Linked DNA regions of Homo sapiens: region 2 is linked to region 1. A link is an interaction called in ENCODE POLR2A ChIA-PET data of the cell type or tissue named here. Cell type or tissue: CD4-positive, alpha-beta T cell. All regions are shown on one strand. Links, peaks and the distances in the headings refer to the core of each region. The heading gives the core; the rest is flanking DNA.

What was found. Peaks named below come from ENCODE experiments on the same cell type or tissue, not always from the same donor. Only the 100,000 strongest peaks of a DNase experiment are listed, where the experiment ranks them.
Region 2: POLR2A ChIA-PET joins it to region 1 with 5 read pairs; 5 of 35 experiments call an interaction of 5 or more read pairs at or near these places.

What each region holds. Positions count from the first base shown.
Region 1 is chr12:106,743,825-106,752,163 of GRCh38, forward strand. It overlaps RFX4 (regulatory factor X4), which reads left to right. Exons shown (of 18, transcript NM_213594.3): 16 at 3,613-3,775; 17 at 6,831-6,969. All of the region lies in intron 1 of LOC100287944 (a long non-coding RNA gene), which reads right to left. Among named protein-coding and RNA genes, the nearest start is that of RIC8B, 27 kb to the right of the region's middle. In CD4-positive, alpha-beta T cell, for the core only: no CTCF peak of the experiment used is centred there; a DNase peak (open chromatin) is centred at 4,247; H3K27ac peaks cover 1,490 bases; H3K27me3 peaks cover 71 bases.
Region 2 is chr12:106,825,008-106,833,346 of GRCh38, forward strand. It overlaps RIC8B (RIC8 guanine nucleotide exchange factor B), which reads left to right. Exons shown (of 10, transcript NM_001330145.2): 4 at 719-813. Among named protein-coding and RNA genes, the nearest start is that of RIC8B, 54 kb to the left of the region's middle. In CD4-positive, alpha-beta T cell, for the core only: no CTCF peak of the experiment used is centred there; no DNase peak of the experiment used is centred there.

The DNA.
Region 1 (8,339 bases), core at 58-8,057:
TGTGCTCGCCTGAGGTCCCAGAGGCTTCAAGGGTTAATTACTTGCTTGCTGTGGCTGGTTCATTGTTCTCCCAAACTTCTCACCCTTTCTGCTTCCATTTCCAACTCTAAACTTTGTTTAATGTATTAATGTTTTTCTTTTTACGGAGGCAATACACATTCTTTACAGAAAAATACAGATAAGTAAAATAAGGGAAAACACTGTAAAACTCTCCTCAATCCCACCACTCAATGATAACCCATTTTAATAAACATGACATTTTAAAAAACTGTAACAGTAATATAATTTCACATGAAGTTCAAAACATAGAGGAGGGCAATTATGCATAATCCAGTCATCTGAGTTGTGATCATTTTGGGGATCTTCCCTTCCCATTTTCTTGTACTTATAAATCAAGCCTAACATGTAGCCTGCTAAAGTCATTATCTTTTGGGGGAAGAATATGGAATAGATGTGCAAAGCAGGAAGGGGTACTTTCAGCTGTGCTGGTGAGTAAGGACACTAGTAATTTTATAGAAAAACATGTTTAGAAATTTGCCGTAATTGGCTAAATTACTGTTGCTATTCAAATGTTTCATCCCTGGTAATAGAATCTCACCCAAGAAACTTGCCTTTCTTCCCTGGGGTCTGAAATGAGAAATACAGAAATATCTATTTTAAGAAGTTCTCATGTAAGAATACCTGAATTCATAATGAAGAGTGTTTGCATACCATTAAAAGCCTACCACGTGCCAAACTCTCTGACATATATTACAACAGTCCTGCAAGATAGATATTATTACTCCTGTTTTAAAGATGATGAAACAGAAGCTCATAAAGTTTAACAGGCTTGCCCAAGATCTTATAGCTAGTACCTGGCAGAACCAGAACCCAGAGCAAAGAGACACAACGGTAGAGAGTAGAAAGTGTGTGGCACAAAGTGTGTGGGTTCACAGCCCGACTGAACCACCCACTCACTCTGGGACCTTGCGCAAGTTATTTAACATTCTAAGTTTCCTTGAACTGGACTTTTGTGTGATGCCATTAGCCTGCAGTTAGTGTTGACAAAAGGAACCGTCCTTAGAATCAAGATGAAGTCCATTGTAAGGGTGTTGAGGACATTGTTGAACAGTTCATAGTTAAAGATATTGCTGTTTGCTCTGAATTTGGAGGACAGTAAACTCCTGAGCGATCGTCAGTCTTAGTGCTCCTAACTATTCAGGCTTCCAGGAGCACTGGCTCCTGGAAAACTCATATCTAAGTTTAAAGTTCACATATAGGAAGAATTTGGGCGGCATGTTTCACCTCATTCTGAATTGCATTTTTTGCCTCCAATTCTGCTTTTCTTTCTTCTTTCATTCCCACTTCCATTTTATTGTCTCGAATCTTTTATATTGCTATACACTCCCTTAAATTCTTTTGGATTTAACCATCAGTTTCCTCATCTATAAATGGGGGATAACGTTCTTTTAAGGGTGTGTGACAAGCACTCAGCACAGTGCATGGTCTGTAAGAGATGCTCAATAATGGTGTCTCCTTTCATACTCTTAGAATAAATCTTTGTCACCTCATTACAACAAAGGACATTATTTGCATTCTAAAAGATTCTTCAATTTATGAAAGGGCTCACCAAAGGGTTCTTTTAACAATAAGCCAATGTATTTAAAATAGGACACCATTTCCACATTTCTTCAAGGGTATTCCTTACCGAGTCTCTGTCACATAACTGGCACAGCGCTGATCCACCAACTCTGCTTCCTCCCACTACTCCATATCAATGCAGCTCCTCTCATATGCTATTTGCAAAGTCCCTGGGATGGAATGGACTAATTTTTAAAATGAAAACCTTTCCTTTATCTTTCCAGAGGAATTTTTAGATAGAAATGGTCTGCTGCAGAAAATACAGAATGGGAGATCAAATTTTCTCTTTTACTTCACCTTAAAAATGTCCTCCCTTAAATTCTTTCATGTTTTCCATGTACCTAAAGGGGGATGTTGAATCCCATTACCTCTGCCTTCTAAAACAAGTTTAATTATTTCCACCATACTAACATATTTTAAAATTTATCAGAAATTAAGTTGTCTGATGAGTTTAGTATTGCTATTAATGATTTATCAAATTATCATTAAAAAAAATTCTAGCCCAGGAGCGGTGGCTCATGCCTCTAATCCTAGCACTTTGGAAGGCCGAGGTAGGAGGATCACTTGAGACCTGGAGTTCAAGACCAGCCTGGGGAACATAGTGAGACCCTGTGTCTATAAAAAATTTAAAGGCCAGGTGCGGTGGCTCACGCCTGTAATCCCAGTACTTTGGGAGGCAAAGGCGGGTGGGTCACAAGGTTAGGAGTTCGAGACCAGCCTGACCAACATGGTGAAACCCTGTCTCTACTAAAAATACAAATATTAGCCAGGCATGGTGGTGTGCACCTGTAATCCCAGCTACTCAGGAGGCTGAGGCCGGAGAATCACTCGAACCCAGGAGGTGGAGGTTGCAGTGAGCTGAGATTATGCCACTGCACTCCAGCCTAGGTGACAGAGTGAGACTCCATCTCAAAAAAAAAAAAAAAAAAAATTAAAAATTAGCTGGGCATGGTGGTACATACCTGTAGTTCCAACTACTTGGGAGGCTAAGGGGGAAGGATCCCTTGAGCCCGGGAGGTCAAGGCTGCAGTGAGGGCCATGATCATGTCATTGCACTCCAGCGTGGGTGACAGAGTGAGAGCTTGTCTCCAAACAAAAAAAAAACTAACCATCTCATAAAATATTAAGCATTTAATTTTGTCAGGTTTTTATCCCCCAGTCTTTAGCACTTTCAAGGTATCCAATTAAATTAAAAAATAGACAAAGGGAATTCATAATTTGTATGGAATAGGTCACTGTCCAGGTCACTGTCTAATAATCTTCAAAAAGACCTGAGCTGGCAGAGCCCAGTAATCTACTTATGTTTGCTTAAAGCAATTTGTTGGATCCTTAACACCTGTTGAGTTGAGCGCTGAAAAGTTAATTTGCAGTGCCTATCTGGGCTGTATTTCCCCAGGCTTTCCTTTTCCTTCTCGCCCTCCCTTCCTTTCTTCCTATCCTTCCCTTCCCTTTTCTCCCTTCTAAAATTTTTATTGAGTGTTTTGGCAGTCAGGATCTGTACTAAGCACTGGGAATCCATTGGTGGCCAAAATAGGCCAGGCCCCTACCCTCATGGTGCTTTCTGTCTAGTGAGGGGGCCATTAATCTAATCACATTCACTAATGGGTGTAGGATTACAAATTGCAGTAGGCACCACTTAGGCCTACAGTACAGTGAGGGATCTGGCCTAGTCTGGGGTTAGGAAGAGGACAGCTTTTTGGACTGTGAGAGGAAGAATGAGTGGGTAATAAGGCAGCAGAAACAGCACGTGCAAAGGCCCTGAGTTGCTGGGAATTGTGGTACTCTGGAGACAATGAAAGATACTGTGGCTGGACCAGACAAAACAAAGACAGGGGATGGGGGATGCCTCTGGTGAGCTCAGCAGAGTCAGAGATACATGTCTTATAAAGATTTTGGCCTTCAACTTAAGAACAAAGGGAAGCCACTAAAGTAAGGAAGAACAAGGGATATGAGAACTGTTAATGATCAAGACGTCTTAATTTGTCTCTGCAGGAGCAATGCAGTCTTACACGTGGTCTCTAACATACACAGTGACGACGGCTGCTGGGTCCCCAGCTGAGAACTCCCAACAGCTGCCCTGTATGAGGAACACTCATGTGCCTTCTTCCTCCGTCACACACAGGATACCAGTTTATCCCCACAGAGAGGAACATGGGTAGGTAACTTTCCAGGGATGCTGCTGGACTTTTAAAATTTGATCTAAAGAGGCTGGGCACAGCAGCTCACACCCTGTAATCCCAGCACTTTGGGAGGCCAAGGTGGGCCTTGAAGTCAGGAGTTCGAGACCAGCCTGGCCAACGTGGTGAAACCCTGTCTGTACTAAAAATACAAAAATTAGCCAGGCATAGTGGCTTACACCGATAATCCCTGCTACTTGGGAGGCTGAGGTGGGAGAATTGCTTGAACCTGAGAGGCAGAGGTTGCAGTGAGCTGAGATCGCACCGCTGAACTCCAGCCTGGGTGACAGAGCGAGACGCCGTCTTAAAAAAAAAAAAAAAAGAAAAAGAAAAAAGATCTAAAGAGGGGTTTCCTTAGCAGCTATTTTCTCAAAGAACAGGAAGGGTGCTACCCTTTGCTGAGTTCCCACAATATCCTGAGCACTGTATTGTGTAATCCCCACAACAACCAGGGTAGGTAGGTAGGTAAGAAGGTGTTAGTGACCCCATTTTAGATGAGGAAATTGAAACTTGTTTGGTTATCTTCCATTCCCCAAGGTCACACAGCTGGCACATGGTAGGGCCTAAACTGAGCAAATGTCTGACTCCAAAGCCTGTGTTCCTCCCTCTTTACTCCTTTAACGCCTCAGCTGAAAACCCCTTTCAGCAGTTCCCCTGGGTGGCTCTTTGTACACTTCGCAGAATTACAGAGCTTCATCTTAGGTTCAAGTCTTTTATGATTCCATTTAGAGAAGGGCTTCCCCACCTGAGGGCTGGAGGTCCCTTTAGGCTGCAGTTATTCATGAGGTTCAGGGGATTTCCCATAGGTTCTAGCGGTGTTTTATGCCCTGGAAAAATGCATCATTTGTTTTGCCCATATTTTTTTCTTTTTCAAATACGTGGAGTGATGTTGCTGTGATGAATGAACTACAAATCCATACAAAAGTGTTACTTGAATCCTCATAGCTCTTTGCCATTATGCACTGTCTTTATCAAAAGACACTAACCTTACAATGTCTAATGAGCAGTGATCTGAAAAGCACTTATGATATTAACAAGAGATCCTGACCGGGCACAGTGGCTCACACCTGTAATCCCAGCACTTTGGAAGGCCGAGGTGGGTGGATCACTTGTGGTCAGGAGTTCGAGACCAGCCTGGCTAACATGATGAAACCCCATCTCCCTACTAAAAATACAAAAATGGGCTGGGCGCAGTGGCTCACACCTGTAATCCCAGCACTTTGGGAGGCCAAGGCGGGGTGGATCACGAGGTCAGGAGATCGAAATCATCCTGGCGAACATGGTGAAACCCCGTCTCTACTAAAAATACAAAAATTAGCTAGACGTAGTGGCACGCGCCTGTAGTCCCAGCTACTCGTGAGGCTGCGGCAGGAGAATTGCTTGAACCCAGGAGGTGGAGGCTGCAGTGAGCTGAGATTGTGCCACTGCACTCCAGCCTGGCGACAGAGGGAGACTTCATCTCAAAAAAAAAAAAAAAGAAAAGAAAAATTAGCTGGGCATGGTGGGTGCCTGTAGCCCCAGCTACTCAGGAGACTGAGGCAGGAGAATTGCATGAACCCAGGAGGCGGAGGTTGCAGTAAGCTGAGATCGCGCCACTGCATTCCAGCCTGGAGAATAGAGCGATATACTCCAACTCAAAAAAAAAAAAAAAAAAAAGAGAGCTCCTACCATGTGGTGCAGTGGGCCTCACCACTCACAGGCCAGGTTCCAACAGACCAGTTGTGGGGGACATGGGAGGAGGAGGGGGAGGATTTCTCAGGTCCCTTCCACAGTTGGCCCAGCATAATGCAGCACGGCGGTGACCTGACAGTGGGCACAGGCCTGGATGTTGGTGTACTTTTCCATAGGTTCAAGTGCCCCTGAGCAGTCAATCGGGCAACCATTATTTTCTCAGGGGGCCTTTGAGAGTATTTCCACACATTTAGAATAGACTCTGAAAACTCTGTTTCAGAGAGATTTTTGATTCAGCAGAAATAGCAGAAAAAATACTCACATGGTCATAGGTCAGCATCTTTACCATAAATATTTTACTAAGAAGAACAGTGATAATAATAGGCTATGTCTACACAGGACTTTCTGGTTTATGGAGTGTGTTCACACATACGATCCTCAGAATGACCGTGCGCAGCATTTTTATGGATGTGAGAAACAGGGTCATGAAAGTCACACAGCTAGAAAGTCGTGGAGCCTGATTTAGAACCAGGGTCTTTGATGCCTGTTTGAACACGCCATGGTGCTCTCCCCCCAGGAGACAGCTTACAGAAACCCACTACATCCTTCCCCATGATGTGGAAGCAGAGGCCTGAGTGATACAAAAACATAAATCTCACAGTGGTTTGTTTTTTGTTATCCCTATTTGATTTCAGGATACAACAGGGGTTTTAAACACAGCAGGAGTAGAGGTTTCCATCACTAATGATGTTTGGCTCAGGGCTAGATTTCATCCCTGAACGCTGGCTGGGGGGTAAGGGAGGTATCTTCTAGGTGTTGAGGGAGAAGGAAAATCAACCTGGGGTTTTAAGTTAACCATAACAAGGCCACAAGAGTGGAAATGGTAAGAATCAAAAAGAAGAGGCCGGACACGGTAGCTCATGCCTGTAATCCCAGCATTTGGGGAGGCCAAGGTGGGTGGATCACCTGATGTCAGGAATTTGAGACCAGCCTGGCCAACATGGTGAAACCCCATCTCTATTAAAAATATAAAAATTAGCCGGGCATGGTGGCACATGCCTGTAATCTCAGCTACTCAGGAGGCTGAGGCAGGAGAATCATTTGAACCCAGGAGGCGGAGGTTGCAGTGAGCCAAGATCATGCCACTGCACTCCAGCCTGGGCAACAGAATGAGACCCTGACTCAAAAAAAAAAAAAAAACAGATGAAAGAAAGAAAAATGGGATTGGGGGTGAAGGGGGGAAGAAAAGAAAAGAGAAAAAAGAAGAAAAAGGAAAAAAAATAGATGAGGTTTTTAAAAAGGTGTCAAACTGATCTGTTCTTGCTATTACTCACACTATTCAATGTGCTTGATGCATTTTAGATACACGGGAAGCTATAACTATGGGAGCTATGGCAACCAGCATCCTCACCCCATGCAGAGCCAGTATCCGGCCCTCCCTCATGACACAGCTATCTCTGGGCCACTCCACTATGCCCCTTACCACAGGAGCTCTGCACAGGTGAGTCAGTGGTCCTGGTTTCTTGGCCAGGCCTTGGTATACTTGGTGCCAAATCTGGTTAACACAGTTCATAAACTGTTATGCATACTGTGTGTGCAGCGTGTGTGTCCCCAAGGAGAGGACAGTCTTTATTTATTTATTTATTTATTTTTATTATTATACTTTAAGTTTTAGGGTACATGTGCACATTGTGCAGGTTAGTTACATACGTATACATGTGCCATGCTGGTGTGCTGCACCCACTAACTCCTCATCTAGCATTAGGTATATCTCCCAATGCTATCCCTCCCCCCTCCCCCTACCCCACAACAGTCCCCAGAGTGTGATGTTCCCCTTCCTGTGTCCATGTGATCTCATTGTTCAATTCCCACCTATGAGTGAGAACATGCAGTGTTTGGTTTTTTGTTCTTGCGATAATTTACTGAGAATGATGATTTCCAATTTCATCCATGTCCCTACAAAGGACATGAACTCATCATTTTTTATGGCTGCATAGTATTCCATGGTGTATATGTGCCACATTTTCTTAATCCAGTCTATCATTGTTGGACATTTGGGTTGGTTCCAAGTCTTTGCTATTGTGAATAATGCCGCAATAAACATACGTGTGCATGTGTCTTTATAGCAGCATGATTTATAGTCCTTTGGGTGTATACCCAGTAATGGGATGGCTGGGTCAAATGGTATCTCTAGTTCTAGATCCCTGAGGAATCGCCACACTGACTTCCACAATGGTTGAACTAGTTTACAGTCCCACCAACAGTGTAAAAGTGTTCCTATTTCTCCACATCCTCTCCAGCACCTGTTGTTTCCTGACTTTTTAATGATTGCCATTCTAACTGGTGTGAGATGGTATCTCATTGTGGTTTTGATTTGCATTTCTCTGATGGCCAGTGATGGTGAGCATTTTTTCATGTGTTTTTTGGCTGCACAAATGTCTTCTTTTGAGAAGTGTCTGTTCATGTCCTTAGCCCACTTTTTGATGGGGTTGTTCGTTTTTTTCTTGTAAATTTGTTTGAGTTCATTGTAGATTCTGGATATTAGCCCTTTGTCAGATGAGAAGGTTGCGAAAATTTTCTCCCATTTTGTAGGTTGCCTGTTCACTCTGATGGTAGTTTCTTTTGCTGTGCAGAAGCTCTTTAGTTTAATTAGATCCCATTTGTCAATTTTGTCTTTTGTTGCCATTGCTTTTGGTGTTTTAGACATGAAGTCCTTGCCCATGCCTATGTCCTGAATGGTAATGCCTAGGTTTTCTTCTAGGGTTTTTATGGTTTTAGGTCTAACGTTTAAGTCTTTAATCCATCTTGAATTGATTTTTGTATAAGGCGTAAGGAAGGGATCCAGTTTCAGCTTTCTACATATGGCTAGCC
Region 2 (8,339 bases), core at 187-8,186, 81 kb after region 1:
TCTAATTTCATGTGTCTTCTTAATTATTTAAAATCTGGAAGAAGAAAGATATGACTTTGATGCAGATAATTAAAGCAGGTGTAATGGCCCAAGATCTCACTAAAAATGAAGAAGTAAACCAAATGAGTATTCAGGGCTTAGTTTATTTCCTACTGTTTGCCTTCTTGCCTCTAACTCCCTGTGTCTCTTTAATACCACTGCCAATGAGTAAACATTGGAGATCACTTGTATTTCATTACTTGCTGGTAGTTCTGGGGGAATTAGGATATTAAGATTGATTAAAATGAAGTTCGTGGATTTATTGCTTTGAAAGTTAAGAGATGAGACATTTTTATTAAGGGTGTACAACCAGTCTCTGAAATAACCTGGTAACATCACATCTGTTGAAACTTTTATAATGGTTAGTAAACTGCAACAGTGCACCATAGAAAAAACGAATTTAGGCTTTTTGGAAATGAAAAAAAGTCTCTAGCGGAATTGAATCTTAAGAAGGTAAATGAGAGTGGCTAGGTCAGCATTTCTAGAAGTGGTTATGGTTGTTCATAAGAGATAGTGACTATTAGTATTGCCTCAGGAATTCTTCCTAGGATATTCTGCCATCTAAAATGTATGGTATAAGAATGCTTGTTTGGGGTGGGCAAGAGATGTAGTAAAGTAGCAGACCCCACTGTTCAGGCATTCAACCCCCAATGTTTCCTCTCTTTTTTATTTGCCATAGAGTGATTCTCATCAGTTCCGTGTAATGGCAGCTGTCCTTCGTCATTGTTTACTAATCGTAGGTCCAACTGAAGACAAAACAGAAGAGCTACACAGGTGGGTAAGCTCTGTATTGATATCCCAATGAAGGACATCATCAGTTGTTCTTGGTTTTATGCATCTAATTTCAATTGTTATAAGCACAAGAAAGTGAAAATACTACAGTAAATCAGGTAACTGGTAGGTCAGAAATCATTATCATGGAAATCATTACTATGCCCTGATGAGAAATTTTTATTCTGCCCCCTTTCACTTTGTTATATTGAGGCTCAACAGGAGAAGAGAATTTGGCATTTGTTGCAAATGCCACAAATAGTTACTGTTCTTGGTTTTATCCAGAACAACAATAATAGTACACAGTTATTGAACACTTAACTCTGTGGCATTGTGCTAAGTGCTTTATAACGATAACTTCTTTAATCACCATGCCAACATTATAAGGTAGATTCTGCAATTTTTCCCTTTTACTAGTTGAGGAAACTGATGCATAGAAAGATCAAGCAATTTCTCTGAGATTATACAGCCCTAACAAGTGAAAGAGCTGGGATTTAAACCCTGCTTTTAATTACTACACTTAACTAGTACTCTCACTAATTTCATTTGAAGAGTACTTACCAAAAAGTATATATTTTGGCAATGATAGTTTTATTTTTTAAAAAAACTTGTAAGAATTAGGGCATAGTGTCTAGCATTAAAATATATAAAATAGGCCGGGTGTGGTGGCTCATGCCTGTAAACCCAACACTTTGGGAGTCCAAGGCCGGTGGATCACTTGAGGACAGGAGTTTGAGACCAGCCTGGCCAACATGGTGAAACCCCGTCTCCATTAAAAATACAAAAAAAGTAGCTGGGCATGGTGGCACATGCCTGTAATCCTAGCTACTCGGGAAGCCGAGGCAGGAGAAACACTGAACCTGGGAGGTGGAGGTTGCAGTGAGCCAAGGTCGCACCGTTGCACTCCTGCCTAGGCAACAGAGTGAGACTCCATCTCAAAAAATTAATTAATTAATTTTAAAAGTAAATAAAATATATAAAATAGTTCAGCTGGGTGCTGTGGCTCATGCCTGTAATACTAGCACTTTGGGAGGCTGAGGCGGGCAGATCACTTGAGTTGAGCCTGGGCAACATGGCAAAACCCTATCTCTACTAAAAATACAAAAATTAGCTGGATGTGGTGGCGCACGCCTGTAGACCCAGCTACTTGGGAGGCTGAGGTGGGAGAATCTCTTGAACCTCAGGAGGTGAAGGTTGCCATGAGCCGAAATTCCGCCACTGTACTCCAGCCTGGGTGACAAAGCGAGACCCTGTCTCAAATAAATAAATAAAATAGTTCAAATTTTGCGACTTGTCCGTTAGAACTATTAACGGACTGCTGTAAAAATTTATTGTACTCTGAGAACAACTGAATAAGAATTAATGCATTTTTCCAGTTCTCTTTCCATTCTGGATCAGATTTACAATAACAAGAGTTCTGACTTCATCATGATGCTACTCATGATGCTTTATTCTATATGAATACAAATGGCATTTTAAACAATTCAAATAAACTCATATCTGCAAACAAATTACTTTGGCATTAACTCTACAAAGAATTTAACATAGGGTTGTTCTTAATAGTAGAAATTCCTTTTTGAACACTTAAAATATTCAGTTTTCCAAAATACGGCTTAAATAAAACTATAGAAACACAGCCACAGTATAAAGTGAAACATATGCTTAATTGTTATTTTTCAATTAAATCCATATTATTTTAGTTATGATCAGCAACTTATTATTTGATATTGTACTGAATTTGCTGGTAGGTTATCTCAGTGTACTCCCTGCCCTGCAGCCTGTCAAAAGACTGTTTTTCTTGATTAAAAAATGTAATTGTTTTTCTGTAGCTACAAATCAAACATTCCTTTAGTTTTCTTAAGACAGTACCTTTAAAAAAAGTCAGATTAACTGCAATAAATCATATCCTAACAAGATTTTATTAAACATTTTGACCCACTGTAATTTTTTTCGTAATTAAGAGACACTAGAAATTTAGACCCTAAAACTAAAAGAAAATGCTCTTATAAGCCCAAGAGTAAATTGATTTTTTTTAAGAAGTCAGATATCACAAGTTAAATAATCATACAAGGATGTGAAAGGAAGGCACTTTGACCAAAATTGCTATACTAGTCACAAATACATTGCCAAAGATTTCTCCGAATAATGAATTTAATATCTTGACGCAGCACCCAGTATTTGTTGAAAGAGAGCAAAACTATGTAATAGAGGTTTTTAAAATAAAATTTTTTTAAAGAAGTCGTATTTATTTTCCTTAGTGATGCTAGCTTTTTTCCTTAAATTTGCTTTTGTCTTAAAAGTTATTTTGATAAAAACCTATCGGCTTCACTGTAAATAAGGAGCATGCCTAGAGCCACAGACAGGATTTATGAGTATTTCTCAGAGGCTTTCCTGGGAGATTGAGGTTGCTGCTGACTTAACAGTTTATCTGGAATGGCCTTGCATGTTCCTTTAATCAGAATTAGAGTGATTAGTATCATTTTGAGCAGTAATGACTCCAGGCTAATCCATTTAAATTCAATGAAAATGGCACTAACCTCAAAGTGCTATTTTAGGAAGCTTCTGTAGTGATCCTGAAAACAATTTTTCTCTGTGTGTGTGTTTTAAGCATAAAAATTTTTTTAAAGGATTTCAAAGTAACATCTCAAATTCCATTTTTGAAAGTTATTTTCTAAGTTTGTTTTTGCTTTTTTTTGGACACTTTGATTTGCTTTAAAGAAAAGTTTAATGAAATAGGTAACCCTGGGTAGCACAGTGTATGGTTGTGCGTTATCATCAAACCCAAAGAGTTGTGATGGTGATTAAATGAGAGGTTCATAAAGCACCTCTTCCCTGGCAATGAGAAAATACTCAGTAAATGGCACTTGCTGCCGCTGCTGCCACCACTGCCACTGTGCCACTGATGTGCTACTTCTATTAGTATTATGATAAACATACTGGATTTTAGAATATTTAGTTATTTTAAATCTTTTTTTAAAAGTTGTTTGTTGATTTTGATACGCTGTTTAGGAACTTATGCCTATGTTCATCCTGTGATCATGTAAAGACATCTTTTTTCTTTTAATCCAAGTGTTTCTGAAGCCAGATAAGTTCTATGATATATGCATGTTAGGAGCCTATAAAGGTGCTTTAGGAGAAAAGTAGGTTAAAAAAAATAGCCTGGCAGCTTTTTCTGATACGTTGTCTTTGTAAGACAGTGCAGTTTTTTCAGAGAAGTCAAGAGGACATGGACATAGAGATGAAATGAGTTAGCTCGTAAAGACAGCAGACCTTGACCTTCATTTCCACTAATCAACATTTTATATGGCTTTTAAAATCTATTCTTTCATTTCCTTTTGTCTGTACTTAATGGTAACAGGTAGGTTGTTGGTATGATCCACCTTTTTTGCTCCACTGAAGGACATCCTAATTCTGTTCATTTCTATGTGCCTGAAAGTATTTTCAGCACTCCAGTCCATAATCAACAAGCTTATGCATAAATACTTAGCCCAAAAAAGTTGGCATGTGGTTGTGGTTTTATTTTATTTTGGAGAGAAGGGAAGAAATCAGGATGGCCTATATGCTGATGAGAGGAGGGGAGGACCAGATTTGATTTAATTTATTTTAGGCTCTCAATCTCGTTTTCTTTTACTCACTGAGTACATTGGTATTTATAAAGCTTTTTGTTACTGTTTCTTTGTTTAGACTAATTCACTTTGTCTCACATATTGAAGGGGACAATATAGTACATAATACAGTACCTAATAACACCTTATTACAGTGCTAAATACAATGCCTTAAACATGGCAGTCTTTTTTTCTTTCAGTTTTTTTTATAGTGGTAAAATACAGTTATAAAATTTGCTATCTTTTAAGTGTACAATTTGGTGGTTCTATTTATAATGTGCAACCATCACCACCATCCTTCTCCGTAACTCTTTTCATTTATTCATTAAGATGGCTCCATCTTCTCCACTGCACACAGAGGTGTTTTTCAAAAAGCAAATGCCTGCTTTAAATCTTGTCATGGCTCCTCTTTGTCTTAAGGAATAAGAGAAAACTTTTTGGCAGCAGGATTGGTGGGGGATCATTGTGCAAGTATTTATGATCTGTAGTCTCATGTGGAAAATCTGTTTCTCCTGATTAGTTCTCTCTTTCATCCTGTATATATGATTCTACCAAACCTTTGAATATATATATGTGAGAGTTTATTTCTGAGCTCTCTATTCTATTTCATTTGTCTGTATGGCTTCAGGCCAGTAACACACTGTTTTGGTTACTGTAGCTTTATAGTAAGTTTTGAAATGAGTAAGTGTGAGTTCTCCAGCTTTGTTCTTTTTCAAGATTATTTTGACTATTCAGAGTCCCTTGAGATTCCATATGAATTTTAAAGTGGGTTTTTCTATTTCTAAAAAAGAGTGTCATGGGGATTTTCATAAGGATTGCGTTGAACCTATAGAATGCTTTGGGTTGTATTAACATTTTAACAATACTGTCTTCTAATTACACAAGGCAGACTTTTAATAAATGTTTGAAAATTGATTTCATTTGTTTATTAATTAAGCACTACTATGTGTTAGGCACTATGTTGAGTAACAAAGGTGAATACAGCACAGTCTCTGTTCTCCATGACTCGCTAATCAATAGATAAGACAGATTTGTAAGTAAATAGGTAGAGTTGTTTTGATGAGTGCGGTATTAGACATGAATAAGCTTATATAGTTGTACAGAAAAGGATAATTTACTTTGGAGAGATTGAGAAGGGGTTTGGATTGGTTTTGTTGTAATCATAAAGCTCTTAGCTCTTTAAGCTGACTCTCTGTAAATGACAGTCATCTAGGTGAACAGATGTTTTCTGAACTATAGCTGAACACTGGTCTTAGAGGACTTCACAATGCATACCTGGAGGAACATGGAGACTAAATTCCCAGACTGCCCGATTTAAATTAAGACCCTCCCTCCCCCTCATGCACATATCTTGTCACTGTCTTATCATCTGCTTTATTTTTTTTATAAGGAGAAAAGACATAAATGTTAGGAAAGCTAAATAACAATTCGAGACAGGGATAGAGAGATATCACAGATTTTTTTTTAGTAGTTTCCCAGTAAATTAATTATTCAAATAATAATTGCTAATAGAATTCAAAGGGCAATGTAAGTATGGTCTGTCATGATGAAGAAAGTCTTCCTTGCTCAAATGATACCTGTCCTGGCCTTTTCCAGACTTCTAGTCCTCTGATGATTCCTTTTTCTCCTATCTCTAAGTCCTCTTATAGATTTCCTTTCTTCCATCTCTATTCTAAAACATTTGTTCATCATTTCAACCTGCTCCACTCCATTACCATGTCCTGCCAGTCTTAAAGCACTCAACCCTAGATCTGTCAGCCCACCTTCTTTCTCCACAGGCTGCTGAGCCCTAAGGGAAAGTTTTACCTAACCTGACAGATGGCTCCATCTTCTCCACTGCACACAGAGGTGTTTTTCAAAAAGCGGATTTCTACTTTAAGTCCTTTCGTGGCTCTTCTCTGTCTTAAGGATTAAGAGAAAAAAAATTTTTTTAATCACTTTGCATGTGTTTATGATATGCAGTCTTATGTAGAAAATCTGTTTCCCCTGGTCAGTTCCCACTTTCATCCTATGTATATGATTCTACCAAACCTTTGCAACTCTCTAAAGGCCTTCTGCACCCCCTTGTCCTCAGAAGATAACATGTTTTTACTTAGTTTTTATTATGGATATTTGGGGTGGCCTGGCAACATGGTGTAGGGGTTGTGAGATTATGAGAGAGCTTAAAGCCTTCAAATACATCTTAGCATGGCCATTGAAGCCTGACATCTGGATTAAATCTAAACCCTTTCAACAAGACTTCAGGGCAGAATATCATGCTATCATGCTAAAGTGTCAGAGTCTCTGCCTAATAAATTGGGCAAAATGCTGTTATCATGGCAATATGCCAGTAACTTCTGAATGAGGGAAACCATCTCTGGTTGCGTTGTATTGGATGAATCCATGGAATTGGATCTGAGGCATTGGCCTTCACCTTGGGAACTCTCTGCCCCGAGAGCATCCGTCTTTCTGTTATCAAGCAACACATTTGCATGGCATGGAGCCACTTCCTCCCTTTGCCTCCAGGAGCCTACCATTCCACAATCTGCATGACTTTGTATTCAAGCTACTCTGCTCTTCTTTCTCTTCCTTAGACATAGATTCCTTATTAGGGCCTTTACACTTGCTCTGTCTACTGCGTGGAATCCTTTTCCCAGATCTTTAAGAGGCTGAGTCCTTCTTGACACTGAGAACTCAGCTCAAATGTCACTTCCTCAGTTAGGCCTTCCCTGACTGCCTAATTTAGATTAAGAACTCCCTCCCAGCCCCCTGCCACCACACACACACATATCTTGTCACTATCTTATCATCTGCTTTATTTTTTTCATGGTACTTATCACTAACTGAAATAATCTTCATTTTTTATTTTTCCACTTGTTTATTGTTTCTCTCCTTCATTAAATTGTATGTAATCCCAGCATTTTGGGAGGCCAAGGCGGGTGGATCGCCTGAGGTCATGAGTTCGAGGCCAGCCTGGCCAACATGGTGAAACCACGTCTCTACCAAAAACACAAAAATTAGATGGGCGGGTGGTGGGCACCTGTAGTCCCAGTTACTCAGGAGGCTGAGGCCGGAGAATCGCTTGAACCTGGGGGGCTGAGATTGCAGTGAGCTGAGATGGGGCCACTGCACTCCAGCCTGGGAGACAGAGCAAGACTCTGTATGAAAAAAAAAAAAAAATTTATGCTTAAAAAGAGTGAAGATTGTGTCTGTCTTCTCTGCCATTATATACCCAACACCTAGAACAGGTATACTTAGTAAATGCTCAATAAATATTAGTTGGATGAAGGGATGGATAGATAGATGATCTTGCTGACCTCTTAAGAGGCTAATTGGAAACTGTCAAGCAGGATCGTTCTTAAACCCTTAATTCCCCATCCCTACCTATAAGTGTACTGTAAAATGTACCTATTCTTTCCTGTTTTCTGCCAATCTCAGGAAATTAAGTGGCTCTCTCGCTGCCCAAGGTTAATGCCCACACCTTTTTCTTCTGCCTCTTGAGGCCTTATTTCAGCATTGAACTCCTCCTCTAGTTCTTCAGTCTCTTCTTTGGGCTTTATCCCTTCAATATGTGACATGCTGAGATCTATCCCTTTTGTGAGGAAAAAAAAATCTTTTATCGGATCTTTGTCACCTCAGAGATATGACCCTGTTTCTTCCCTTCCATTCACAGCTAAGTTTTTTGACAGTGTTTTGTGTGCCATTAGCCTCTAAATATTTTGATCATATTCCTAATCAATAAAAATTTTTGAATACACCCTCAAGTATATTTATTTACATATACCTTATATATATATGCTGCTAAACTGACATACGAAATAATGAAATTATATACAAATAATAAAAAGGGATAACATAGAGATTAATATTTTAAAATAGATTTTTAAAATTAACCTGCCACAAACTTTCAAAATTATCAGCTGGGCGTGGTGGCTCACGCCTGTA